Regions from separate parts of the Mus musculus genome. Here all the other regions are linked to region 1. A link is a loop called in an ENCODE intact Hi-C map of the cell type or tissue named here. Cell type or tissue: heart. All regions are shown on one strand. Region 1 holds the start of Gnb2 (guanine nucleotide binding protein (G protein), beta 2). Region 2 holds the start of Lrch4 (leucine-rich repeats and calponin homology (CH) domain containing 4). Region 3 holds the start of Mepce (methylphosphate capping enzyme). Region 4 holds the start of Mospd3 (motile sperm domain containing 3). Region 5 overlaps Agfg2 (ArfGAP with FG repeats 2).

Region 1 (5,000 bases):
CGACCTAGACTCCCGCCTCTTACCCAGAACCGGCCAGGGTGGCTGTTTACAGGATTTGGGAAAAGCCGATTGAGCACTAATAGGTTCGGGACGGCTCAACCCGGGATAATCCCCATTCCGGGCCGGCTGCACCCCATTAGCTGCTGGTCAGTGCGAGAGTAGCGGGGAAGGCAAACCCCCAAGCCGCCAGCTCCCTTCAGCGCCGAGGTCGCCCGCCCCGCTGCGCCCGCACAAAGCCCGTGGGAGCCTCTCAGAAGTAATTAGGGCTCCGAAGAGAGGCCCCTGGCCCCGGGGCGCGGAGCTGCTCTCTCCCAGGCGCCGGCGAGCGGCCCCAGGCGGCTCGGCCCGATGCCCCTAGGCACCCCTAGAGCCCAGCTCTGTGCTCAGCAGCCCCCGAGGCCTAGCTGGCACCACTCCAGCCTCCGACGTCCTGCCTTCCCGGGACACCTGTGCGATCTGGCCGTGTACACTGCACTCTGGCGACCCAGGCGTCCCCCACCCAGCTCCCACTTCCCCCAGACACTGGGCGTTCCTCTTCCCCGAAGATATTTCCCCTCCGTAAGTTCAGCTTTCTGCGCCAGTGCCAGAGGATGCCCCTCCAAAATGAGGGAGGGGGCAACGACATAGCTACCACCCCACTCCAGCTGTGAACAAAAGCCCCTTCCTTCCAGCTGACAGCAGCCCAGGCCTGGCCTCAATGACACAGGCCTGGGGCAGAAGGAAAACAGGCCAGGAAGAAGACACTGGGTCGGGGGCCATGCTCCCAGCCCTTAGATCCCCATTACCCTCCAACGTTCCCTCAGCAGCTCCTCGATTCTAGGGATAAAGCAACCATAGCCCCCCCTCCAAAAAAAAGGGTGCCACCGCCTCCGCAGGTGTGAGAGGAGGAAAGAGAGGGTCCTCAGATCTGGCAGCTGGACGGCGCGGGCTGGCCGTGCTGCGAAGTGCAGTGGGCCAGGCCCTTCAGCTCGTAGGACCTCCATTTTGCCCAAAAGAAAGCTGGACGAAGGGGACAGGCGACTAGGTGCCAGACCTGGGTAAGGATTTGTAAAAAGAATAAGGTGCTGAGATCTCCAGCTTAGGGGTCGGGACTGAGAAAACACTGCCAGAGCCCGAATCAAGGGGCAGTAGGGTGGAGACGAAGACAAGGGTGGCCTTGAGGCCTTAACTGGATCTCCTAGGATTCTGGAGTTCTGCAAGGCTAATGCAAGCAAGGGTGTGAAACGAGTGGGCACGAGGGCTGTTACCCAGGGGCAGGCAGCAGGGTGGTGGTGGGGAAAGGGGGCGGGACAGGACATAGAAGAAACCCAGAATTTAGCCCCCCAACTATTAAGGGATCAAGAGGCAGGCGGGGCTGGGATGAGGGGGGTCTAGATTTTAAAATAATTGCCACTGATATTGCAGGGAGCGCATGCATTATTGAAGCCGAGGGTCCCCCCCCCCCCCCCAGTTCCCCTTCCGGGTTTGGAAACGACCGGGCCAGAGGAAGGGAGGGGAGGTCTGGGAGTTACGTCCGTTTCCCAAGAGCCAAACCCGGGAGACGGAAGGAACCGAGGCTTCCCCCTGCCACACACACACCCGTGGGAATTTGGGGCTGGGGGAGATGAGGACTCCTTTTATCAGCGGAGGTACCTGAGGTGGTGGGACTCTGCCAAGGGGTCGCTTGGAGGAGCGCGGGAGGTCCTGTCTTCCTCCGCGGCGGAGGCGGCAGCGGCGGCGACGCGGATGGATTTCCTCAGTCACCCCAACTCAACCGTCCAGCGCAGCTCTCCCCAGAGCGGAGGGATCCCGCCCGCCAGTGACGCGGCCGTCGCCGCCGCGCCCAGGGCCAGGCTGGACGAGACCAAATACTCAAGTGTGTGGGGGGGAAGGCTAGAAGCGAAAACACCACTCCAGGAGCAAAAGATGCCTCAGCCACAATAAAAGCACAATTCCACGTTTTTCTAACTCATCAAAGATCACACGACGTAGTTTATTTCCAGAAAAGGAGCAAGACATCCTCTCTAGGGACAGCAGAAGTGGTATAGGCATAAGGGAGGGGGGAAAAAAAAAATCCCAGGTCACGTGATCGACCTCCTTCAACCCCCCCCCCCTCCGGATTGGGCGGCTCCAGACTGGAGGCAAGAAGGCCCAATTCTCGGGTTGGCCACGCCCCCTGGTGAGGCCACTCCCTTCCCGGAGGCGGAACTAGGGAAGTCTAAACCAGTGCAGGACAGTGGGGCAGAAAAAGACAGCGAGTGGTTGGTGACCACTAGAATCCCATAAAATGCAAGTTAGAGGGAATTACACCCAGACAGTTCTTCAAGCGCAGCACTGTGAGGGGTTGTAGGCTTCCTAGACTAGGCCTCATACCGCCGCAGCAACAGTCCATATTTATTGATTTGCATACTTAAAGGTTTTTGTTTTATGATAGAGTTTCAGGAGCCCACCACGTAGCCCAGGATGACCCTAAACTGATAATCCTCCTGCTTACATCTACCAAATGCTGGAATTACAGATACACAACCCTGTGCCTGATTTATGCAGGGTAGAACTTAGGGCTTCATACATGCTAGGCAAACACTCCACCAATGGAGCCACATCTCTCACCAATACTTTTGTTTATTAATCCTCATGATGCTGACTATGGACTCAGGCTGCAGAGTTGAGATGCGATCTCAACTTTAATAACCATTGAAGAAAACTACACTGTGGAGCACCCCACCGAGGGAACACAACATAAGAATGTGCCTGGATTTCCATATCTGTTAAATGAGTATATTGAAGGTTACCCTTGAGTCTCCTGGATTGTTGGAGAACTGTCCCGTCCCCCGTCCCCCCATAGATTGTGAAAATGTTTTGGTAAAGTCCGAGTTGTCCTGTGGCCTTTGAGACAGTCCTCGGAGTTTAGGAGATCAAAACACACTATTCAGCCGGGCAAGGTGGCACACACCTTTAATCCCAGCACTCGGGAGGCAGAGGCAGGTGGATTTCTGAGTTTGAGGCCACCCTGGTCTACAAAGTGAGTTCCAGGACAGCCAGGGCTATACAGAGAAACCCTGTCTTGAAAAAAACAAAACAAAACAAAACAAAACAAAACAAAAAAAAAACACTATTCAAAATAGACTGTAGTGAAGTATACTCGTAGAGAGGAAAGAATAGAAAGTTCACATTTGTCTTCACCCACATATTGAACTAGAGGCCAGCCTGAGCCACAGGAGACCTTGTTTCAAAAAGTGTGTTGGGGGACAGGGTTGGAGAGATGGCTTAGTCAGCAAAGTGCTTACCATGCAAACATAAAGACCTGAGTTTGATCCCAGAAAACCAAGTAAAAGAAAAAAAAACCCAGGCACAGTAGCCACACCTATACTATAGCCCCAACACTTGCAGGCCAGGATGGAAAGAGCCCTGAGAGTTTGCTGGTCAGGGAGTTCATGTGAGAGCTCTCAAGTTCTGTGAGAGATCTTGTCTCAGATATTAAAGCAGGAGCAGCTGGCTTGGCAGTTAAGAGCACTTACTGCTTTTCAAGAGGACCAGGGGTCAGTTGCCAGGCCTCACATGGTGTCTCATTACCTTCTGTAACTCCAGTTCAGGGAATCAAATGCTCTCTTCTGATGCACCAGGTATGTCATGCAATGCGCACACGTGCATACATGCAAAATATTTATACACGTAAAATAGCCACAGAGTAAATGAGGATGCCCCCACCCCCCTCTGCCAACTTAAACCTCCAAAGCATCAGATGTGGTGGCCCACACTTGTAAAAGCCAGACCTCCATAACAGCACCCTGTCTCAAAACCACAGAACAGAAAGCAAAACAACACCAGCAAGGCCACTCGTTCACCTTTCCCTTTAATTGACATTTATTACGCACAGATTATTACACGTGCACTTATGAATCCCATGACTTATATAGATAACAGGTTAAACATTACAGTTTGGAAAAGATCTTATAGATAGTTTTACTTCGGTTTCCTCAAAGTACCGAGGGCCAAAGTGACTTCCTTAAAGCCACATAGATGAGCAAGCTGCCTAAAGCCAGCCTCTGCAGAGCCACATCCTCCTCAGGCTGGTTTCAGTGTTAACGAGTTTCCCTGGTTTAGCTCATCCAGCAATATTCACTGAGCCCCAGTAATGTACAGACGTTATCCTACTCCCGGAGGATAGCTGCATACCTTGCAAGGAGCCTGTGGTTTACAGAGAAGAAAGATCGAAGCCAGGCATGGAAATACAACAAGTGTCCATGCTCTGGATTGATTGCCTTGCTTTTTATAACAGAAGCAACTTAAGGAAGGGTTCATTCAGGCTCGCAGTTTGAGGGGATACAGTCTACCTTGGTGGAGAGAGCTCAATAGCAGAGGCATGTGAACTGGTCACAATTGCTTATACACAGTCAGAAAACAGAGAGGAACACTGGTGCTCGGCCGGCTTTCTTTCTCCTTTTTTTATTTAGTCCAGAGCCTCAGGTGAAGCCATGGTGCCTCCCACACTCAAAGTGGGTCTTCCCACCTCCACTAAGTCTTTCCAGAAAGACCCTTTCGGACACACCTAAAAACACGTTGCCTAGGTGATCCTAACTCTTATCAAGTTGACAATCAAGATTAACAGTCACGGGGCTGGATTCATTCTCTGTCTCTCTCTCTCCACTGCAGCAGGGAACACACTGCATCTCAAGGAGGAAGGTAAGAGCTTTAGATTTGAGGTGCCAAAATGTCTACTGGGTTGTGCAGAAGGTGGTCTAGGGTTCAGTGCAGAGATCTGGCTTGGAATAGAGCCCCAAGACTGAGTGGCACATTTAAGCAGATGAAGTCATTAAAAAAAATCAGGGAAGAGACAAAATGGCCAAAGACCAAACTCTAAGGAACTCCAGCATTTAGAGGTCAGGCAGTGTCCAGATTGCCAAAGCAGAAGCCAGAGAGCTGCAGAAAATCAGGAGAATGTGGAGTTCTGGAATCCAGAAATGTCCTCAGTGGGGACCACAAAAGGATAGTTGTTCAGTGCTGCAGACAGATGAACCAAG
Region 2 (5,000 bases), 95 kb after region 1:
AGTACCATATAAATGCCTGGATGCCATGGAACTGGGAGTTTCAGACGGCTGTGAACTGCCATGTGGCTGCTGTGAATACCATCTGGGTCCTCTGCAAGAGCAGCAAGTGCTCACAGCTTCTCAGATCTCTCTCCCCAGACTCCTTTTTAATTGTGTATGCCTGTGTGTACGGGTGGAGGGACGTGCCTGTGAGACCAATGCCTGTGGTGGCTAGAAGAGAACCCTGGGAGGCCAGGAGCAGGAGATCCAAGCTGTTGTGAGCCACTCTCTTGGGTGCTTAGAACAGAAGTAGACCAATATACATTATTGGCCAGCTAAACTCACTCTCCAGCCCCCAGTCTCTAATACTTTAGTGTCTAGGCATATCAGTATAGCAGGAATGACCAGAGATGAGAGAGCAACTTCAGTTACTGGTGGTCAGGCAACACGGAAAGCAGACGTGGTCTTCTGTCACTACACAAGATTTTAAGCTCTCTAATCGAGCCCTGCATGAGGGTGCACACCTATAATCCCAGCACTTGAGAGGTGGTAACAGTCAGGAGTTGTTCATGGTCACTCCTAGCTACATCACCAGTTAGAGGCCAGCTAGAACTATAGGAGACCTTGTCTCTGAAAGCCAGTCTCCCTCTTTTCCTTTAGGTCACCATGCCACCCACATTGAGAAAAAAAGACTGAAATTATGGGGCCATGTTAGCCACAGCTACAGCCACATTGGTAAGCTGTGGAGGCACCCAAGAGGGAAGGGGGATGCTTAGTGGCATGCCTCACCACAGGATTAACCTTGGAAGAGCCGAGGCGATTAAGGGTGTTGGGATGCCTGTTTTCTAATGACTAGAAGCCACACAGGGAGGTTCATTAAACGCTAACATTCTTCTAAAAGCAAATCTCAAAGGAAAAAAAAATATTCTTTTACTATTATCTCTCACATCTGGGACTCCTTCCTGTATCTCAAGAAGTTTTCTGGGGTTTTTTTGTTTGTTTGTTTGTTTGTTTGTTTGTTTTTGTTTTTAAAAAAGGTTAGTTTGGAGTTATGTAGTCCAGGCTTGCCTGGAATTGACCTCGAAGTCCCGATCCTTCTGCCTCCTCTTTTTAAGAACTGTCACGACAGGCTCATGCCACCACACCCAGCTTCAAATAAGAGGTTTCCAATAGACAAAGTCTGTTATGAAAGTATGTGTGGGGGAGTTCTACTGGAGGTCTGAGATTTGTCCAGCTTCCCTTTCCTCATTTATAAAAAACCCGAGGTCTTAGCCGGGCGGTGATGATGCACGCCTTTAGTCCCAGCATTCGGGAGACACAGGCAGGAGGAGCTCTTGAGTTCAAGGCCAGCCTGGTCTACAGAGCAAGTTTCAGAACAGCCAGGGCTACACGGAGAAATAAATCCTGTCTCGGAAAAGCAACAAACAAAAAACCCCCAAAGATCTTGTTCTAGAGGCCATGAGATCCTTCGTAGTCTCTAAAGTTTGGTCTGGCCATCACAAGTCTTCTCCAGGGGGACTTTGGCAGGTCTGACGACTTTCCCTCTCTGAACTGGAAACCCCCTCACCGGTCATCCCCAGCATTCCCATTAGGGACTCAAGACTGCGCAGGAGGAAATGGTCCCTTCTGTTGAGACAACAGCCTGAGTGCTGAGTGGGGCATCCCTCGCCCTTCCTCACTTCTCGGATGCTGGTTTGCTCCCCAGTAAGCACAGCTAGTACCCAACCCTAACCCTGCACTGTCAGGCCGCCCAGCGCGCGCCTTTTACGATCTTTACCTGCGTCTCAAAAATTCTAGCTCACCCACCTCCTTCTGTCTAGCGAATGGAGCACCTCCTAGCCCATGCTATTGGTAGGCAGAACCGTCCCTCAGAGAAGAGGCCGGGACAGGTTCCTTTTGTAGGTTCTAATTGGTCTTCTTCACAGTCACTCGCCTGAATCTAGATTGCAATTGGTCTTGGTTGAAAAAGCAGGTTTGTGGTCTCTGGGTCTCTAATACCCTAAAGTTGAGACCTGTAGTCCCCGCCTCCTGGGCGGGTCTCATTGGCTCCATCTCCAGCCTCGAGAGTTGTGATTGGATGTCGCTGCGCGGGGCGGGCCGACCAGGAACCGCGGCCGTTGGCGGGGTGCTCCTCTTCACCCCTCCCTTCCCTCAGTGTAATCTAGAATTGAGAGGCTCCACCCCCTGCCGTTTTCTGATTGGGCACTTCTAACGCGTCTCTGGTTCATGATTGGTCCGCGGAGTTCCTGACCCTCGCTTCCTCCCTTCAGTGGGGACTACGGCGGCTCCGAGGAGGGGGAAGGGCGAGAAGGGCCGGCCGGTGCCGTCAGTCAGGCAGGGGGAGCCGCCGAGAGCGGATGGCGGCAGCAGTAGCGGGCCCACTCGCCGCCGGGGGTGAGGAAGCTGCAGCTTCAGTGTCCTTGCCAGGGTCTCCTGGTCTACCTGGGAGCCGTAGCGCAGAACGAGCCCTAGAGGAGGCTGTGGCCACCGGGACCCTGAACTTGTCCAACCGGCGTTTGAAGCACTTCCCCCGGGGCGCGGCCCGCAGTTACGACTTGTCAGACATCACCCAGGCTGGTGAGTTGCGCTGGTGCCCAGAGAGCAGGGGACCCATACTGGACTGCGACCCTCATTTGCATAGCCCCGCCTCGCGTTCGATTGGGCCCACCCCTTCACCTGGCAGTCTTGAACGCTCGCCCCTTGGGATTGGCATTGAGCCCGCGACCTCCCCTCCCCTGTGTAAGAACCACTGGACAATGAGTTCGCTTCAAGAGTGCACAGAACACTTTTGGCCGAGCTCTAGGAGACTCTTCCCCTTTATTTGCATATTGCGCACCTGTAGCATGGTCCCGCCCCTCACCTGGTTGGCTTCTTCAACCCTAGATCTGATCAACCCTTAAAGCAAACTTCCATGTAGAATCTATCATTAATCGCTACATTTTCACCCTTTTAGTCGTTTCCAACGTCTTTCTCACCCGTCCACCACAATCCCAACAAGCCCCGTTATCTCTTTCCTAAAGGGTCGCTCCTAACAACCCGACGTTTCTGCTTGCTTTTCCGTAGTCTCCCCAAGTCCCAGCCCCTCTCCGCCGTCCACCCCAGCCTATCTATGTGAAAGAAGTGAATCTCTCGCCCTTAACTTTCCACCCATTATCCCCCTATCCCCTTTCTCTTCTTCCTGGTTTTATGAGGTCACTGTGGAGTTTGTGATCTCATAGGAACCCTACAATTCTGCTTTCCCCTTAGGGGAGAAACTTGAGGCAGCTTGCTGAAAGGAAGGACATTGTATCTCTTAGCTAGGAGTGCTGACCTCCTGGAGACTCTCCAGTCCCTGCCCTCAGGACCCCTCTAATCATGTCCACCCCACCCTGGTGTGTGTGTGTTTGGGATCCCACTAATCATGGACACTCTACCCTTGGGTCTGCTATGGCCAGGCACTGGGGACTGTACTATGACAGGTGAGTCAGGCTGCTTAGGAGGCAGCCTATGAACTTGGGCTGGCAGCTGAGGGCGGGGAATCACAACAGAGGGCTACATTCCGGGAGCCCCACCCCAGTCTGGGCTGGAGTGTTAGGGCCCCTTCTGCTCCTCTCATCTGGTCCAGGGCTGGATCAAGCTGGATCAAAGAACACATTGCTCCAGTAGGTTCCTGCCCACCTGCAATTGTACCAGGCTGGCTGGGGCACAATCTCCTCTTACAGCTCTGGAGAGAAAAAGTTTAAATCTCTCTGTTTTTAAATGCTTTTTCCCTACACAGTTGAATGAGTCCTGGGAATGGGTGAGCCCCAGGAGCCATGCTTACCCCTCCTAGGTCCCCCCAGCCCCCCAGCTCCAGATTGACCTCAGCAGCTGTGTGACACTGGCCGTCTGTTCCCTTTCCCCTCCCCCTCTTGCTTGTTTTGTGACCAAGACCAAATGTTTTTCTTTACTTCCTCAGGGCTCTGTCTCAGTGAGTGGACTCTTGGGAAAACTACCAAGCCCTCCCAGCCCCTCCTAGCTCCTGCCCCAACCCAATCTCCTCCTTCAACATTCCGGCCCAGGGTGCAGCTAGGGCTCCCCCGGGTGCAGGCTCACTGTGTGCTGAAGTGGGAAATCCCCTCTCTGCCTTCTCCAGTCTTGTTGGAGCCCAGGTTCTAGGCAGGTGGGTTCCATTATGTCCAGCCATCGTCCTCTGTCTTCTCGCTCCAAGCTGGGAGCTCCTAGCCTGGGAGGGCGTGTGTGTATGACAGAAACCCAGAATTGCCTGGTGCCCTGTCCTCTGCCTCCCCTTACCCTCCAACCTAGACTAAGTGCTTCAGCATTGTGCTGCTGGGTTAGTGTGTCTCCTGCTCGCTGTCTTTCCTGAATGTTCCCTCCGTGGAGGGAACCAAGGATTGTGTTCCCGTGACCTGCTAGTAGAGACCTGGGTTGGGGCAGGGCAAGTTCTAGCAAAGGAGAAGTGTCGATCACTCTCCCACAGACCACATCCTGTGCCCCTGAGCCCTGCCTCCTCCAGCCTGGGCTGCTTCCGCCCCTGACTTCTGCTCCTCTACTCTTTACCCAATCCCAGTTTGGTCTGCACTCCTATGCATGCATGCATAACACTTATGCATTTGTGAGCACAAAGGGAAGAGGCAGGTGTTGGGCATGGGTGGAGGACCAGATGCGGGCCTCCCACCGTCTCCGGAACTGTTCTTCCCATATCAGCTCAGTCTGTGTTCAGTGGGGCAGGAGCAAAGACGAGAAAGCAGTTTGCAGGGCATCAGGCTACTATCCCTGAGAGACAGATGTACAAGCCACAGCCTAATGGATTGTTTCTACTCCGTTTCCTGTCACAAGACACATTTCCTTTGGGGAATGTTCCCCAGCTTGTCTTCCTCTTAGCTTTTGCCCCCTACTGAAGGAGGACCTTTAAAGAAGCTCACAACCACTCGGGCCTGGGTTTCCCCTAAAATACCCAGACACCTCCTAGGGCATGCTGACCAGAACAAACAGAAATGTGGCTTCTAGGGGTCTGTGGTCTGTGTCTCCACACTGGAGGG
Region 3 (5,000 bases), 250 kb after region 1:
CATTGCGAGGTCGAGGAGGGGCTGGGGGACCCAGGTCCGTCCCGCCCCCTCCCCGGCGCTCCTCCCCCACGTCCGCAGGAGCGGCGGCTCGCCCGTGGGGCTCCCCGTGCGCCTGTGCCTGGGGGCCGCCCCCTCCGCTGGCTGCGGCCCCGGCCGAGTGCGCGCGAGGGCCCGGCCCGTGTTCTGTCCCATCACGGAGCTCCCCGGAGGCAGCCTCTTGGTGCGATTGCACCTCGGGGCCGCCCCCTCCGCCCGACTCATCTTTGAGCGGCGGCGGCGGGGCCGGCACCAGAAAGGGCTCCTTCTCCGCCGCCATCTCGATCATCTCCTCTCCCTGTTTAATTTCCCCTTCTCAAGCGAGGGTACTGAGAAGAGAGCAAGGGGAAGCCCCCTGTAACCCTTCCTAAGACCACCTCACTCCCTCCTTCCCCGAGTGCGCGCGCAGCTCTGCCTCGCGCCTCCACCTCCCTCCCGCGACACACCAAGCGCGCTCCACTCGCCCGCGAGACCAAAACAAGATGCCCGCGAGACCCGGACAAGCCGAGGAACCAACTGCGCGTGCGCCGACTCCCTTTTCTCCGCCACTACCACTCTGCCGCGAGCGCGCACGACGGGCGCGCGTCCCGCTCGCCCAGGACCCACGCATGCGCGCTCCGCCACCACCCAGGCTGCGCGCGCATCGGGAGTGCGAACCAACTTAACGGCTCCGAGAGTTTAAATACAGCCCCCCTCCCTAATTACCTCACCCTCCCCCAGCCCGAGACGCCCACCGCCCCACACGGACACCCGACTTCCCTTCGCTGCTAAGTCCAAGCCCTACTGATATCCTTTGTCTCTGCCGTGCGATCCCACCCACCGTAGGCGGGGAACGGGAGCTGGTGTGAAAAGGTCTCCTTGACACCCGACCCTTGTTCCTGAGGAATGAGGCTCCGCCGTCTCCGCCCGGCTCTAAACCCAACAACCTCCCTGCCCCGCCTCCTTCCTCCCCCATCCCCGCCCCTCCTGGAGAGCGCCTGCGCACAGTCCTTTTGGACTTGCGCGGGTTGAAGGGGCAACACGTGCTGGAGATGATGTTCCGCCCCCTCCGCTCTAGGGGCGGGGAGTGTGACGTCGTTTCCTTAGGTTCATTACACGCAGCGTGCGTCAGCACGTTTCCAAGGGGCGTGCATTCCCAGCGAAAGAGGCGGGCTCATGAATTATTCATGAGCGATCGCTGGTCTTTTCCCCACCCCTTCCCCCCGCCCCCAGCCTATCTCATTAGAATTAGGACTTAGGAGAACCTGAGGAGAGGATGATAAAGTAGGCTAAGGAATCGAGACCATTGTCTCAAGAACTGTTATCAATAAAATGCAATATATTATTTAATATATTTTCTGAATTGAAAACAAACAAGTACTAAAACATCGAGATTGTCCAAACTCCTCTTCCCCTGAAATGGCCCAGTTGTTCAAGCGGCCCTCCTCCTTCCACCAGGGACAAACATCTAGAGAACTACGCCTTCCTCTCCTCCCTACACCTACGTCAGGCCTCGGACGCCGCTGCCATAGTGCAGCGCCTGCGTATCGGTCCCTCAGCGCCACCCGCTAGCGTTGCGGATTTTACAGCATTATCCCTGCAGCTAGACACACCGCGAATGTGGGCGGGAAAGGGTATCGACCTGTTTGGGCTCCTGTTTCGGCCAATGGGAAGCACTGATTCTATGCAGAATCCTCAGACTGATGGCTGGCGGAGTTTCCCAGTCCACAGACTATTTGTCAGGAAAGAGCACTGTAGAGGCAAGGGGGGAGCTCAAGATGGTTTCAAAATTTAAGAGGGTGACGACAACTAAAAGGTAGGGAGTGATAGCACGAAAACAGGAAAGAGAAAGCGATTTGAGGCAGAGATAAGAATGAAGTGCCTAGGGCGCTTCGCAGGATATTATGGGGGGGGGGGCGCGGAACTAAAGATGTCAGCGAGGATTATGGAACTTGTAGTTTCACTAGGCTTTCGTTCTTAAGATGGCGGGCTACTCCGGCTGCGCAGACGCAGAAGCAACTTCCAACTGCGCACGCGCAGCACCTGAGCGCACGCCGCTTGGGGGCGGAATTTGTCCGTGTCCTCGCGCCTTCTCCTGGTGGCGGGAAAAGTTGCTCGAGGTGGAAGGGATGTGCGGAATGGCTGCGACAGCGTTAGCTGCGCTTCACCTTTAGGTCCTCGTCGCCCCAGAAGGTAGTTGTCTTTTATGCGACTGCAGAGGAAAGTGTTAGTTGTGGTGACTCTCGGTACCTGTTGGCTGAGGAGAAATTTTCTCTTCGGAGCCACAGCGGACCTTAGCCCCTGCTCTTCAGAATCGCTAATCTTCAGAACAACAACAACAAAAAATAACCCAGTATTGCGGAGGGAAATGAGGCGTTGTGGGACAGCGAGGCTGAGCGGGAGCAAAGGGGAAGAGGCTTCCATGGTGGCGTTCTTGGTCCGGGAGAGTAGCGAAGCGTTACTTGACGCTCTGAGGGGAGGCGAGGGTTGTTTGCCTGGGTGAGATCTCTGCTTTTAATGGCCGTCGCGGAGAGAATTGGTAAAGAGAGAGGAAAAGTAGAAGACCACTCAAAGGCCTCCCCTCCGCTGTGGGGTTCAGTATACATGGCCCCGCATCTTGCTATCTGTAAGCAGAAAGGACGCGCGCCCGCCCTGCGAAGGCCTAGGGCACAAGGTCCTCGAAGCAAGAGCATCCCCGAGGGCAGCCTGAGGTCGGGACACGGGGGTTGGGGGGAGCGGGAGCGATCCAGAGATTGCGGTCAAGGATAGAAATGACTTTTTTTTTTTTTTTTTCCGAGACAGGGTTTCTCTGTGTAGCCCTGGCTGTCCTGGAACTCACTTTGTAGACCAGGCTGGCCTCGAACTCAGAAATCTGCCTCCCGAGTGCGTGCGCCACCACGCCCGGCTTAGAAATGACATTTAATGTCACGAAAGAAACTGTTTTGCTCACAGGTGACCACACATCTTCGGGGTTTCTTCCACCACCTCCCCCAACCCCCACCCCACCGCGCCCCGAGCCAATACACTTTACTGTGAATTTTATTTGTAATGTTCTGTGGGAAGTCTCGTTTGGGTAGTTCCTTCTGAGAGTAAATCTGGTGAGGGTAGGTAGAACATCTTTCTTTCTTTGATTCTTTCTTTATTTCTTTCCTTGTTTTCCTTGTTAAACGTTTAAAAGGTCTGCAGAACACAGATGCGTGCTCACAAAGTGAACTTAAAAACAGGTAAAACATGAGAATAGGCAGGAGTTCATAGGCTATTAGGCAATGTCAAAAAGCCATCAATTCCGTATTAAAGGGAATGAAATTTTCATTTATTCTATCATTATCATCATCATCATCATTTTTTTATGTGTGAATGCTCAGTCTGCATGTACACCTGCAGGCCAGAAGAGAGCATCAGATCCCTTTATAGATAGTTGTGAGCCATCATGTGGTTACAGGCACCCCTGGAAGCCAGTGCTCTTAATTCTTGAACCATCTCACCAGCTCCTCAGTCAGTCCCCCTCCCCTCTGCCTACACAGTGCTGCCATGCACCACCACTGCCAGGGCCCAGGACAGGAAATTTTTAAGTGAATTTATATTTTTTAAAAGTTTTATCACCCTTATTTATTTGTTGTTTGTTGGATGTGTGTGTTTGTGCACATGCTGTAGAGCATGGGGAGGCCAGAGGTCATCCTGTCCATGTTGTGTCATCCTGTCTGTCCATCCCTGCCAATCAAGTGGGATCTGAGATCAGTTTCAGATCATTAGGCTTGGGGGCAAGCACCCCTACCCACTGAATTATCTGTAAGCATTTATTCATTTATTCATTTGTTTGTTTGTTTGCCTGTCTGTCTATCTATCTATTTAGCCACCTATCTATTGCTTATTTGTTTATTTTCTGAGACAGAGTCTTGTCTGTATCCCTGGCTGTTTTCAAGGTCACGTTGTAGCCCAGACTGAACTCAAAGTTGAAGCAACAAACTTCCTTCAGTCTCTTAAGTGCTGTGAGTATAGCCGTGAACCCCTGGTTGTGTTAAACTATATTCTGAAATATAGGAGGCTTTGTGTGTGTCTATATTTGCTTTTGTTTTTGTTTTGGAGGGACTGCAGGGTTTTTCTGTAGTTCTCAAACTAGAACATTCCCACGATTGAAATTTAGACATGGCTCACTATCCTAGCTTAAAAGTGATTGAAAAGTTTTGTTTGCTTGTTTTTGTTTTTGCTTTTATTTATTTATTTATTTTGGTTTTTTGAGACAGGGTTTCTCTGTGTAGCCTGGCTGTCCTGGAACTCACTCAGTAGATCAGGCTGGCCTTGAATTCAGAAATCTGCCTGCCTCTGCCTCCCAAGTGCTGGGATTAAAGGCATGCGCCACCACTGCCCAGCTTTTTTTTTTTTTTTCTTTTTTTAAAGACTTATTTATTATTATATCTAAGTACACTGTAGTTGTCTTCAGATGCACTAGAAGAGGGCATCAGATCTCATTACAGATGGTTGTGAGCCACCATGTGGTTGCTGGGATTTGAACTCAGGACCTTCACAAGAGCAGTCAGTGCTCTCTCCAGCCCTTGTTGTGTTTTTTTTTTTTTTTTAAATGGTAGGGTCTTGCTATGTAGCCATCAAATTTGAACTCTAAATCCTGCCTCCTGAACGCTGTTATTAAATATAGTTTTTATGATTTTTAGAAACTTAGAGTCTATGATAATAGATATACTGAAGGATTTACTTTTCTTTATCAGTATAAAGAGGGAATTGGGGGGGGGGCTGGAGAGATGGCTCATGCAGGTAGGAGCACTGACTCTTCTTCCAAAGGTCCTGAGTTCAAATCCCAGCAACCACATGGTGGCTCACAACCACCTGTAATGAGATCTGATGCCCTATTCTGGAGCAAGCAGGTCTGACCGGAGCGAGCAGAGGTCCTAAATTCAATTCCCAACAACCACATGAAGGCTCACAACCATCTATATAGCTACAGTGTACTCATATACATTAAATAAATA
Region 4 (5,000 bases), 68 kb after region 1:
ATACACATACACAGACACACACACAGCACACACACACCCCTGAGCCCAGAGACTTCTTCAAACCCCATTTAGTTTCTTTCTAGGGTATTGCGACTGCGTCTTCTCTCCCTACAGAGGTCCCCAGTGCAGGGCTGGGGTTACTGCTCAGCAGTACAGTACTTGGTACCTGGTAGGCCTTTGCCCAGTACTGCAGAAAACCAAGACCCGTGGAGAGATGACTCAATCAAAAAAAGGGCTGACCATGCAAGCATGGAGATCTGAGTTCAGTTCTCCAGAACATACTTAAAACTGGGCATGGAAGTGTATGCCTATAATCCCAGTGTTTGGGCGGTGGAGGCTCTGGATTCTGCACCGCCCATCCAGTCTACAAATGAATGTATATTAGGTTCAATGAGAGAGCCTGTCTCAAAACAACTAAGGGTGAGAAGAGACTGCACATGTGCTCAAGTCCATGCATAAGGACCCACATGCATATACTCACACAATACATATACACAATACCACACACACACACACACACACACACACACACACACACAAAGAATCTGTTCAACTCACTCTCCTGAAGATGTCTGGCTGGGGTCAGTCCTGTCCACACAGGAGGCCCTGGGTTGGGCGTTGGCTCAGAATGTCCCTGAAGCTCCAGGGGGTACGCTGGGGCTCGAAGAACAGAGGTGATGTCTTTTCTTCCAACCACTCGTCCCTCAGTCCCCTCCTCAGACAGCTCAATGCGGAATCTGTCCTGGACGTCATAGTGGCTGGGGACGGGGGCCACGTGCCGTATCACACTGAACCATTGGGAGGAAAGGAAGTGAGAGGCAACCAACCATGTAAATCCAGATCTCCTCCCCAGAAACTTTTCCCAGAGTGACTGCAGTCAGCAGGAGAAAAGACAACAGGTAGCTGTGGTGCCTGGCTGCTTCCCCAACCTCCCCACTCACATGTCAATGCAGGACTGAGGCTTCACATATCCCTCTGCATCGAATACCGTGTATTTGGCAGGTGCTGTGCACAGAACTGTCAGATAAAGATACGCGAAGAGATCTTAGGCAAGTTTTACTTATAGTGCTCCACCGGGGCCCCTCATGTCAGCAACCCCGGAGATGGACATGATTTTTTTTTCAGACCCAAAGCTAGGCATCTTGCCTCTTGATTAATTCCTCCAGCCCACACAGTCTTCCCATATCCTGCTACTAACCCCCAGAGCCCTAGCTCTAAGGCGCCCGTCTCTTCACCTCGGAAGCGAAGCGCAGTTCCCGTGGGGTTGTAGAGGGTCAGCAGCTGCCGGGGTCCACTTCTCTGGTCCGCCCTGAATACTAGATCCGGGGGAAAGACCAGCACCGGGACAACGGGTCCTGAGGAAGGAGGGGAGCCCCGGGACCCCCGCCCAGGGGCCCCCGGACCCACCAGCTCCTGGTCCTGGGGCGCCCCACGGCGCATGCAGGCTCTGGGCGGTCGGACATCCGAGGGCAGAGCTCAGGAGGACAAGAGGGTCTTAGAGTTTAGGGCTAGTGACGCGATGGATGAAAAGAGGACAGGGGGAGATCATGAGCAGAGCGAGGCCTGATGTCACCACTGCCTTGGAACCCCGCTAGATGTGGATCCTGCAGCCCCGGGCCCCGGTTCCCAAACCTCCTCTCCTGCCAGCTGGGCCCCAGGTTCCTATAGGCCCCGCCCCCAAACCGCACCGCAGTGGCCACGCCCACCTGGCTAAAATCCGTCCCGCCTCGTCGCTTCCCAATCCGGGTCTTCCGGTTTGGGGCGCAGTAAACCCGCCCTGTTTCTGACCACGCCTTTTCCGGGTCTTCCCGCTCCGATCTCCTGACGGACTCTGCTCTTTGAGAGTCCCTGACCTCCAGGTCACCGAATTGTGTCCCTGTGCCCTTTCCTTGAGCTCGGCATATGCTCTGCTCGGGATCCCGCCTGTGAACAGCCGCTTGTACTGTGATAATCACCTCGCGGTCAAAGTTTCCTCCGGTCAACTTGTGACCAAATTAAGGGCGCCATCTTCCCGAGAGTTCCTTTATGCACTTCCGCCGTACGGCCTCTCTTATTGGTGGGTGCTGAATCCCTTCCGCCCCAATGTTCGCTGATTGGTGTTCTTCAAAGACCAAACACGCCTCCTTTGGCACCACTGATTGGCTTGATCTTGGTAAGAATTTTATGTGTCCTGAGTTCCTTCTCTGTCTGAGAGTTAAGTGCGAGAGGCGGGACTGTGAGCAACGACCTAGCGTTTGTTTATCTGGGCCTGGGAAACGTATGATTAAGTCAGTAATCAATAAGCAGAACTGGATGAGGCAGGAACTTTTTTTTTTTTTTTTAAATAAGAGGGTTAGTGCTGAAGGGTTCGGACCCAGGTTCGCTTCCAGCATAGACATAGTGACAACTATAACTCCAGTTTCTGGGAATCGAACGCCCTCATTTGACCTCTGACAATACGTGGGTCATATACATGTAAAGAAAACTTTCGATACTAAAGATGTGCCTACAAACCAAAACAGGAACCACCAAGAAAGCAGGAGAACTTTTTCTAAGCCGGCGCTCCGTCAGGACGAACATGTTCAGCTCGAGCGCCAAGATCGTGAAGCCCAATGGCGAGAAGCCCGACGAGTTCGAGTCTGGCATCTCTCGGGCGCTTCTCGAGCTGGAGATGAATTCTGATCTCAAGGCGCAGCTGCGGGAACTCAACATCACCGCAGCCAAGGAAATTGAAGTTGGTGGTGGTCGGAAAGCTATCGTAATTTTTGTACCAGTTCCTCAGCTTAAATCTTTCCAGAAAATCCAAGTCCGGCTAGTGTGAATTGGAGAAAAAGTTCAGTGGGAAGAATGTAGTCCTCATTGCTCAGAGGTGGATTCTGCCCAAGCCAACCCGGAAAAGCCGAACGAAAAATAAGCAAGAAGCGCCCCAGAAGCCGCACCCTGACAGCAGTGCACGATGCCATCCTTGAGGACTTAGTCTTCCCAAGTGAAATTGTGGGTAAGAGGATCCGTGTGAAACTGGATGGCAGCCGGCTCATAAAAGTTCACTTAGACAAAGCACAGCAGAACAACGTGGAACACAAGGTTGAAACTTTTTCTGGTGAGTACAAGAAGCTCACAGGCAAGGATGTTAATTTTGAATTCCCAGAGTTTCAGTTGTAAAGAAAATGACTGAATAAAGTGTCATTCATAGTTAAAAAACAAACAAACAAACAAAAAACCAGGAGAACCATTTGGAAAGGGGAAGGTGATAGGGGACAAGAGATACAGTGGGGGTGATTGTGATCAAAATACATTTATACACGTTTTATATACAAATTGATCAATTTATTTCTGTAAAACTCATCTGTAATTAATATGATTAGAAAAAAGACAGAAAAACAAAAAGGAAAAGAAAACTACCAAAAGTAATCAGGCACAGTCCTGTAGTTTCAGTAGGGACAGGTGGGATTGCCACAAGTTTGAAACTCACCTGGTCTGTTACACAAAGGGAGTTCTAGGCCAGCCATGGCCACATAGTGAAGTCTTGTCTCAAAACCCACAAACATTGGAGGTGGGGAGAGATATGGTAGCACACACCTCAAATCCAAGCACTCTGGAAGCAAAGGCAGGTGGATCTCTCTGAGTTTGAGGCCAGCCAGGGGGTATAGTGAGACCCTATCTCAAAACAAAATAAAATCAAAAGCAACAACATTGGACCAGCAAGATGGTTTCACGTGGTAAAGGTGTTCGTGTGGAGCCTAAAGACCTGAGTTGCATCTTCAGGGCTCACTTGGTGGGAGGGAAGAACCAACCTCCATGTGAGCAGAGCTGTGTGTATATATGCACATACTCATATGTGGAAGTGTGGACGTGTACACCTCAACGGGTAACTGTAAAGCTAGGTGTGGTGGTGCACGCCTTTAATTCCAGCTCTTGGGAGGCAGAAGCAGGTGGATCTGCCTACAAAGAGAGTTCCAGGACAACCTATGCTACACAGAGAAACCCTGTTTTGGAAAACCAAAAATAATAAGTAAATAATAAATGTTAAAAAAAATTAAGTTATTTTTATGGGAAAGACTTCCCTGACAACTGATTTATCATGCTTTTGCTTGGTTTTGTGTGCTTATTTTGTTTCTTTATTTTTCAAGACTAGCCCTGGCTGTAGACCAGGCTGGACTGGAAATCAGCGATCCACCTGTCTCTGATTCTTGAGTACTGAGATTAAAGGAGTGCACCACCACTGTCTGTCTTTCTCTCTCTCTCTCTCTCTCTTTTTAGGTTTATTTATTTATATGTATATGAGCACTCTGTCTGCAGGTACACCTGCATGCAAGAAGAGAGCATCAGATCCCAGTATAGATGGTTGTGGAAAAACGAATTTAGAACCTCTGGGAGAGCAGTGCTCTTAACCGCTGAACCATCTCTCCAGCCTATGAGCCATCAGCCCCAGCCTTGCTTTCTTTGCATGTCTCTTGATATTTAATGTCATATTGTGTTCATCTCTCCTCCGGAGAATGTCTTCTCCAAAACCAGGGACATTTGTTTTCTGTCACATTTTCAGTACTTAAAAGGTAATCTTCGATTTTCCCAAGGTCCCGAGTTTAATTCGCAGCAACCACATGGTGGCTTACAACCATCAGTAGTGGTATCTCATGCTCTCTTCTGGTGTGTCTGAAGACAGCAACGGTGCACACGTGTGCGCACGCACGAACACACACACACACAAAATGAAAAAAATTTTAAAATGATAATATGCCATTTGGCCAGAACAAAGGAATGAATTAGATGAACTTTGAGCAGAGATCTAATCAGACTCAGGAAGGAATCCAAAATGTATCTATGGGAAAGAATTCCAGTTGGAAGGAACAGCAGAATCTTGAAGCAGACCTGACCCAGAGAAGGAGTGTTTGCAAGCACAAGAACCCGTGTTCGAATCCTTAAACAAAAATGTAGAGCCTAGCAATGCGTTTTATAGTCCTGTGGAGGAACTCCTGAAGCTATAGTGGCCAGCTCTGTTTCCGAAAGGTGGCAGGGAGGAC
Region 5 (5,000 bases), 120 kb after region 1:
GCTTCTTGCTAACAGAGGGTGCGCAGTTCAGGTCACGTGTTTATCAGCCCAGGCAGTGAAGATCAGAAGATCCAAGTCAAGGCTCAGTCCTGTTGACTGACTTGTGTCCACTCCAGCTGGCACAAAACAAGACACTCAGAGCTTTTTTTTTTTTTTTTTTTTAATCCTTTCAAACGCAATCTTTTCCGACATTGCCTCCAAACAAGCTTTGGTGCAGATATTTGAGAACAGAGGGAGGAATGTGGAAAAAAGAAGAAAAAAAAAAAAAAAAAACCAAACTCCCCAGCCAATCGCAGACTTTTCATTGGAAAAGCCTAGCCTCTGGGGTACCCCTTCTCGTGTGTATTGTGGAAAGCGTCAGGACACTTGGTTGTCCTCCCCTGAGCCCTGGGGCTCCGGGTTTGATTATCCAGGCACAGGCAGGAGTTACCCTATTCTTCAAGTTCCCAGGAGGAGTCTAGACAAGTGCTCTACCACTGAACTACATCCTGAGTTCTCTGTTTTTACTTTTTATCGTTTTGTTTTTTTTTTTTTTCTTCCTTTGAGACGGAGGGTCCCAAAATTGTCCAGGCTAGTCTTGAACTTGTGATCCTCCTACCCAAGTCCCCCAAGTTCAAGGGTTGTCTAGGAGAAAAAGAATGGCCAGCGGTGTTTATCTGTTTACATATGTGTATGCATATATATATTTATTTATGTATATAATAGGCTATATTAGAAAAGTCTCTATTTATAAATATAAAACACTGGTATCCAAACATGACAGGGCTAACTAAAGTGCTTGACAGGAGGCGGGCACGCATACTCTGTAGGTCAAACTCCCCCACCCTGACGGACAAGATGAGGGGGCAGCTAGGAAGAACTGAGGTGGAGAGAAGTGGGTGTGGCCGAGCCTGGCAAACAAAAACACTAGACACCAGAAGCTCCGCAGTCCCAGGGCTATCTGGTGGCTTTCAACACCAGGCCTCATCTTTACCCTACATTCGAGCTTTGCTTCCATCTGGGAGGACAGCGGCAGCTTTGGAAGGTTGGGTGTGGAGGAAGTTGCGGCTGGGGCTGTGCCTAGCTTCTCTCCCCACAGGCCAGGAGGGACAGGATCGAAGACTGTCTTCATAATTAATAATCTGACAGAAATACACCACTATGGGGTCTCCTGGTGAGAGTATCTTTGCTCCTTGTGGGCTTCTTCCTGGGTAGGTGTCCAGCAAGGAAGAGGAAGCCCCTGGGCGGCAGACCAGGAGGCTAGAGTCTGAGTCATCTCCAAGTCACACTTCTAAACCTCCCCTCTTCCCAGATCCAGAAGCCCCGCAACCCAGGCCCAATCCCAGCCTCAGACCCACAGAAATGCCCCACAGGCAAATGGTCACCAGAGCTCTGAGGGGTGCAGAAGTAGAAGTTGTTCCCCACACCCCCAGGAGGGGAGAGCCCCTTCTTCCCCCAATGACACAGTGCTACAAGAATGGGTTTGTGGTTGGAGGTTTGGAGGCAAACGCTGAGGATCCAGTCTGCAAAGAGACAGCAAAAGGTTACTAGATTAGCGGGGCGGGGAGGGAAACTGCTGGAGACCACCCAACGTCACCACTCGAGAAACAGACAGTAAGGGAGATTAGGGGACACTGAAGGGAGTGAGGGACTGAGTGGGGCCTGGGAGCTGGGTGTGGATGGACACACCTGAGATCTCAGCACTCAGATGTCTGAGGCAGGAGGAGCCTGAGTTTCAGCCTAGCCTGGGGTACACAATGCGACTCAGTCTCAAAAAAAGGGAGGAGGTGGGCTGTGTGTGTGTACTGGCTTCATGGGTACCTAATCTTGAATCCTCAGCACCCATATAAAGCTGGGGTGGTCTCATGTGCACCTACAACCTCGGTGTCCCTCGAGGGACAGAGACCGGAGAACCCCTGGGGTTCACCAGCCACCAGACTAGTTCCAGGTTCCATGAGAGGCCCTATGTCAGGTGGAGCGTGATAGGGAAGGCCACCGGAAGTCCTCCTCTGGCCTCTGTGAGTGCATGGGTACACACACATGCACTCCAGGAAGGGGTCTTAGTTATACCCCACATTACCACCTTCTGGAAAGATCTGTGTGTCTCCAATGTCACAGTGCAGTGCTTACCATGAAAGGATTGGTAGAGATCCCAGCCGGCTGGCTCAGTGGCCTCTGCCCCAGCTTAGAGGTCCCCAAGTCGCCAAAGGAAGATCCTGGGAGACAAGGACAATAATTTGGTTGACTGTGTCTCTCACCTTCCTGAAGGAGAGCAGCTTGCTACATTCCCAGGGAGCACCCAAGAGGGATCCTTCCAGAATTCTCCTTAGAAAAGTATGGAGCCATCAGGAGACAGAGGTAGCTCTGCAGCTCCTCTGGGCCCCCTACTGGTCAGAAAGGGAACTAGGTCAACTCTCCATCTGTACAGGCAACCAGCGCCCCACCCCCTGTAAACTGTCTTCTTAAGGGTCAAGAAGAGTAGGCTGAAAACAAATCCTTAAAAATATTCCGGCCTGGCAGTGGTGGCCCAGGCCTTTAACCCAAGCAAGGCCAGCCTGGTCTACAGAGTGAGTTCCAGGATAGCCAGGGCTACACAGAGAAACCCTGTCTTGGAAAAAAACAAAAACAAAAGATTATAAACAGCCAAGCATAGTGTCATGTTTAACCCCAGCACCCGGCAAGCTGGGAGGATCAGGAATTCAAGGCTAGCCTGGGCTACACACTGCAAACCTATCTCAAAACAAAACAAAAAAAATAAGAGAAGGTAAACAGGGGCTGGCAAGGTGGATCAGTGGTAAAGGCTTCTGCCAACCTGATGACCTGAGTTTGATACCCAGGACCCCCGCGCTAGAAGGAGGGACCTGACTTATCACAAGTTGTCTTGACCTTCATGGCAGTGCTATGCCATGTTCACCCAAACACACACACACAAATGTTAAACAAAACAGGCGAAGGCTGGCGAGATGGCTCCACACTTAAAACCACAGCCCACTCTTCCAGAGGACCAAGGTTCACATCTTGCAGCCAAAACACCCACACATACCAAATAAAATTCCTTTTAAAAAGGGTATGCATATGGAGAGAGAGGGGTGTGTATAGGCTCCTGCCTTCTTTATTGGACTGGGGCTGGAACTCAGTGTCAATGGTGCCAGGCAAACTCTACAGTGAGCTCCAACTCCCGCCCTCTTTCCACTATGTGAGCCTTCCCGGCAGGCCTTGCACTTGTCTCAGCCTCTTGATTGCTGGGATAAATCAATGCACTTGCGCACTTGGTGTGCACAGTTTCTGTGTAAATGCAATGCCGTTCACGTGAACTGCATGAGTTATCTATGGAGTCCGGTGTGCATGCGGGGTGGGGGTGGGGTTCCTGGAACAGATCACACACAGTCTTCGGAGGCTGCACTGTCCAGATGTACAGTGGGGATATGCGGAGGAAAGAGGGGCTCATACCCGGTCCTCTTACCATTCTGCTGGTCGGCCAGTCCAGCCTGTGTGGGGAACACGGGTGCAGAGAAGGGACTGGCAAAGGCCCCGGAGGGTGGCACTGGCTGGAGAAGGCCAGGCCGAACACTGCTCATCCCAAAGCCAGGCCCTGTGGAGCGAGAGAGGGGAGGCTCAAACAGACTTCAGGCAGATGAGCTGACATTTTCCCACCTTAACCTCCCCATATAGAAAGTGGGGTCACTTTTCCCACAGTGGGAAGCCCTATAAGCCTGTGATCGCCATGCTCCTGGGGCGCCTGGCTTGAAGGGTGCAGTGCTCGTGAACCATGCAGAACTGGGCCCACAGATAAGGGGACTTATGACCCCTCGCTATGTCAGCTCTCATTGATTCTCTCTCCCGGTGTCCTTCCCCCTTATGAGGCAGGGTCTCACGTAAGCCCAAGCTGTCCTTGAGCTCACTATGTAGCTAAGGATGGCCTAGCTTCCCAGTGCTGGATGACAGCTCTGTGCCTTCATGCCCAGATCTGCTTTATTCCCTAAAATGGGCATGGGACCCATCTCACTGGGCCACCATAAGCTGATGGAGCGAGGCCGTGTGTGTGTGTGTGTGTGTGTGTGTGTGTGTGTGTGTGTGTGTATGCGCGCATGCGTGTGACTCTGCTCTAGGCGACCTCCTGTCTCCTCAGCCTGAGTCCCCATCGAGCTAACAGGAGTTGAGGAGTTTAAGGGACAATAGAGGCTGTGGAGGGCCCAGGGCAAGGAACTACAAGGCCTTGCTGACTAACAAGGACGGGGAATAACAAGAACTCTGTTCATGAGGGTTCTCTGGTAGCTTAGGCTTGGAACACTGAAGGAAGAAAGCCTGGCTGTTCCAAGGGATGGATCTGCATAGGGGATTGGAGACAGGAGCATCATAGTGCCCTCAGCTAAGAGGAAAAACACTTGAGAACCGACTTGGGGGAAAGGCATGCTTCCCTCCCCCTCCTCTCTTCTCTCCCTCCCTCCCTCCCTCTCCTCCACTCACCCGCTTCTCTCTTGACTCTCCTTCCTTTAAATCTTTTTTTTTTTTTTTTTTTTTGAGACAGAGTCTCACTATGTAGACCAGGCTGGCCCGGATCTTACTATGTACCCCAGCCTGTCCTTGAACTTGTGACGATCCTCTCTCTTAAGCAGTACTGTTATTACAGGGGCGCACCACCATGTGGCGTTTTTTTCTGTGATACTGTTATGGCAAAGATGCTTCTATTTTTAGTCCACTAGGTGGCTTAGATTTACAGCTGGAACTAGCGGGGGCTAGTGTGGAGAGCGTGATGGTGACTGCTCTTTGGACCATGAGAGACATAAGGTTAGGAGAGCTGGCACTCTAAAAACTTCAAAGTTGGTTCTGAGAACTTACCTGAGGCTAGACCATTGGGTTGGAATGGGTTGGTAGAAGGCAGCTGGGCTTGGGCAGGGGTGGCGAAGGGGTTGGTGTAGGCTGCTCACAGCACAAAGAGAGAGACGTTAGAGAAAAAGATGGTTTGAGTCCTTTCAATCTTGAGGTGCTTTTCCCACCTCCCCTTCCAGGTCTCCACAGGT

The links. Hi-C counts contacts between places; a loop is a spot of excess contacts. Peaks named below come from ENCODE experiments on the same cell type or tissue, not always from the same donor. Only the 100,000 strongest peaks of a DNase experiment are listed, where the experiment ranks them.
Region 2: it touches region 1 in a loop (2.1-fold over the local background); 5 of 42 quality-filtered maps call a loop at or near these places.
Region 3: it touches region 1 in a loop (8-fold over the local background); 5 of 42 quality-filtered maps call a loop at or near these places.
Region 4: it touches region 1 in a loop (6-fold over the local background); 12 of 42 quality-filtered maps call a loop at or near these places.
Region 5: a loop joins it to region 1, with 2.1 times the contacts of the local background. A loop is called at or near these places in 4 of 42 quality-filtered maps.

The regions. Positions count from the first base shown.
Region 1 is chr5:137,531,507-137,536,506 of GRCm38, forward strand. It overlaps Gnb2 (guanine nucleotide binding protein (G protein), beta 2), which reads right to left and starts at 1,800. Exons shown (of 10, transcript NM_010312.5): 1 at 1,633-1,800. In heart, no CTCF peak of the experiment used is centred here; DNase peaks (open chromatin) are centred at 485, 1,035, 1,785 and 2,145; H3K4me3 peaks cover 2,584 bases; H3K27ac peaks cover 2,713 bases.
Region 2 is chr5:137,626,871-137,631,870 of GRCm38, forward strand. Lrch4 (leucine-rich repeats and calponin homology (CH) domain containing 4) reads left to right here and starts at 2,253. Exons shown (of 18, transcript NM_146164.2): 1 at 2,253-2,556. The coding sequence starts at 2,337. It overlaps Gm20605 (predicted gene 20605), which reads left to right and starts at 2,253. Exons shown (of 22, transcript NR_033148.1): 1 at 2,253-2,556. In heart, CTCF peaks have their summits at 1,313 and 2,321; DNase peaks (open chromatin) are centred at 1,301, 2,051, 3,951, 4,451 and 1 weaker place; H3K4me3 peaks cover 3,882 bases; H3K27ac peaks cover 3,931 bases.
Region 3 is chr5:137,785,738-137,790,737 of GRCm38, forward strand. It overlaps Mepce (methylphosphate capping enzyme), which reads right to left and starts at 964. Exons shown (of 4, transcript NM_144913.3): 1 at 1-964. The coding sequence starts at 325. Zcwpw1 (zinc finger, CW type with PWWP domain 1) reads left to right here and starts at 2,065. Exons shown (of 17, transcript NM_001005426.2): 1 at 2,065-2,208. In heart, a CTCF peak has its summit at 2,110; DNase peaks (open chromatin) are centred at 674, 1,024, 1,594, 2,054 and 1 weaker place; H3K4me3 peaks cover 2,727 bases; H3K27ac peaks cover 2,446 bases; H3K27me3 peaks cover 269 bases.
Region 4 is chr5:137,599,036-137,604,035 of GRCm38, forward strand. It overlaps Mospd3 (motile sperm domain containing 3), which reads right to left and starts at 1,673. Exons shown (of 5, transcript NM_001254762.1): 1 at 1,236-1,673; 2 at 942-1,017; 3 at 559-788. The coding sequence starts at 1,440. It also overlaps the pseudogene Gm7285. In heart, no CTCF peak of the experiment used is centred here; DNase peaks (open chromatin) are centred at 786, 1,806 and 2,106; H3K4me3 peaks cover 3,652 bases; H3K27ac peaks cover 2,386 bases.
Region 5 is chr5:137,650,321-137,655,320 of GRCm38, forward strand. It overlaps Agfg2 (ArfGAP with FG repeats 2), which reads right to left. Exons shown (of 12, transcript NM_178162.3): 9 at 4,819-4,899; 10 at 3,443-3,571; 11 at 2,110-2,195; 12 at 143-1,502. The coding sequence ends at 1,449. Among named protein-coding and RNA genes, the nearest start is that of Irs3, 7.1 kb to the left of the region's middle. In heart, CTCF peaks have their summits at 2,358 (motif pointing left) and 4,676 (motif pointing right); a DNase peak (open chromatin) is centred at 2,358; H3K4me3 peaks cover 56 bases; H3K27ac peaks cover 696 bases.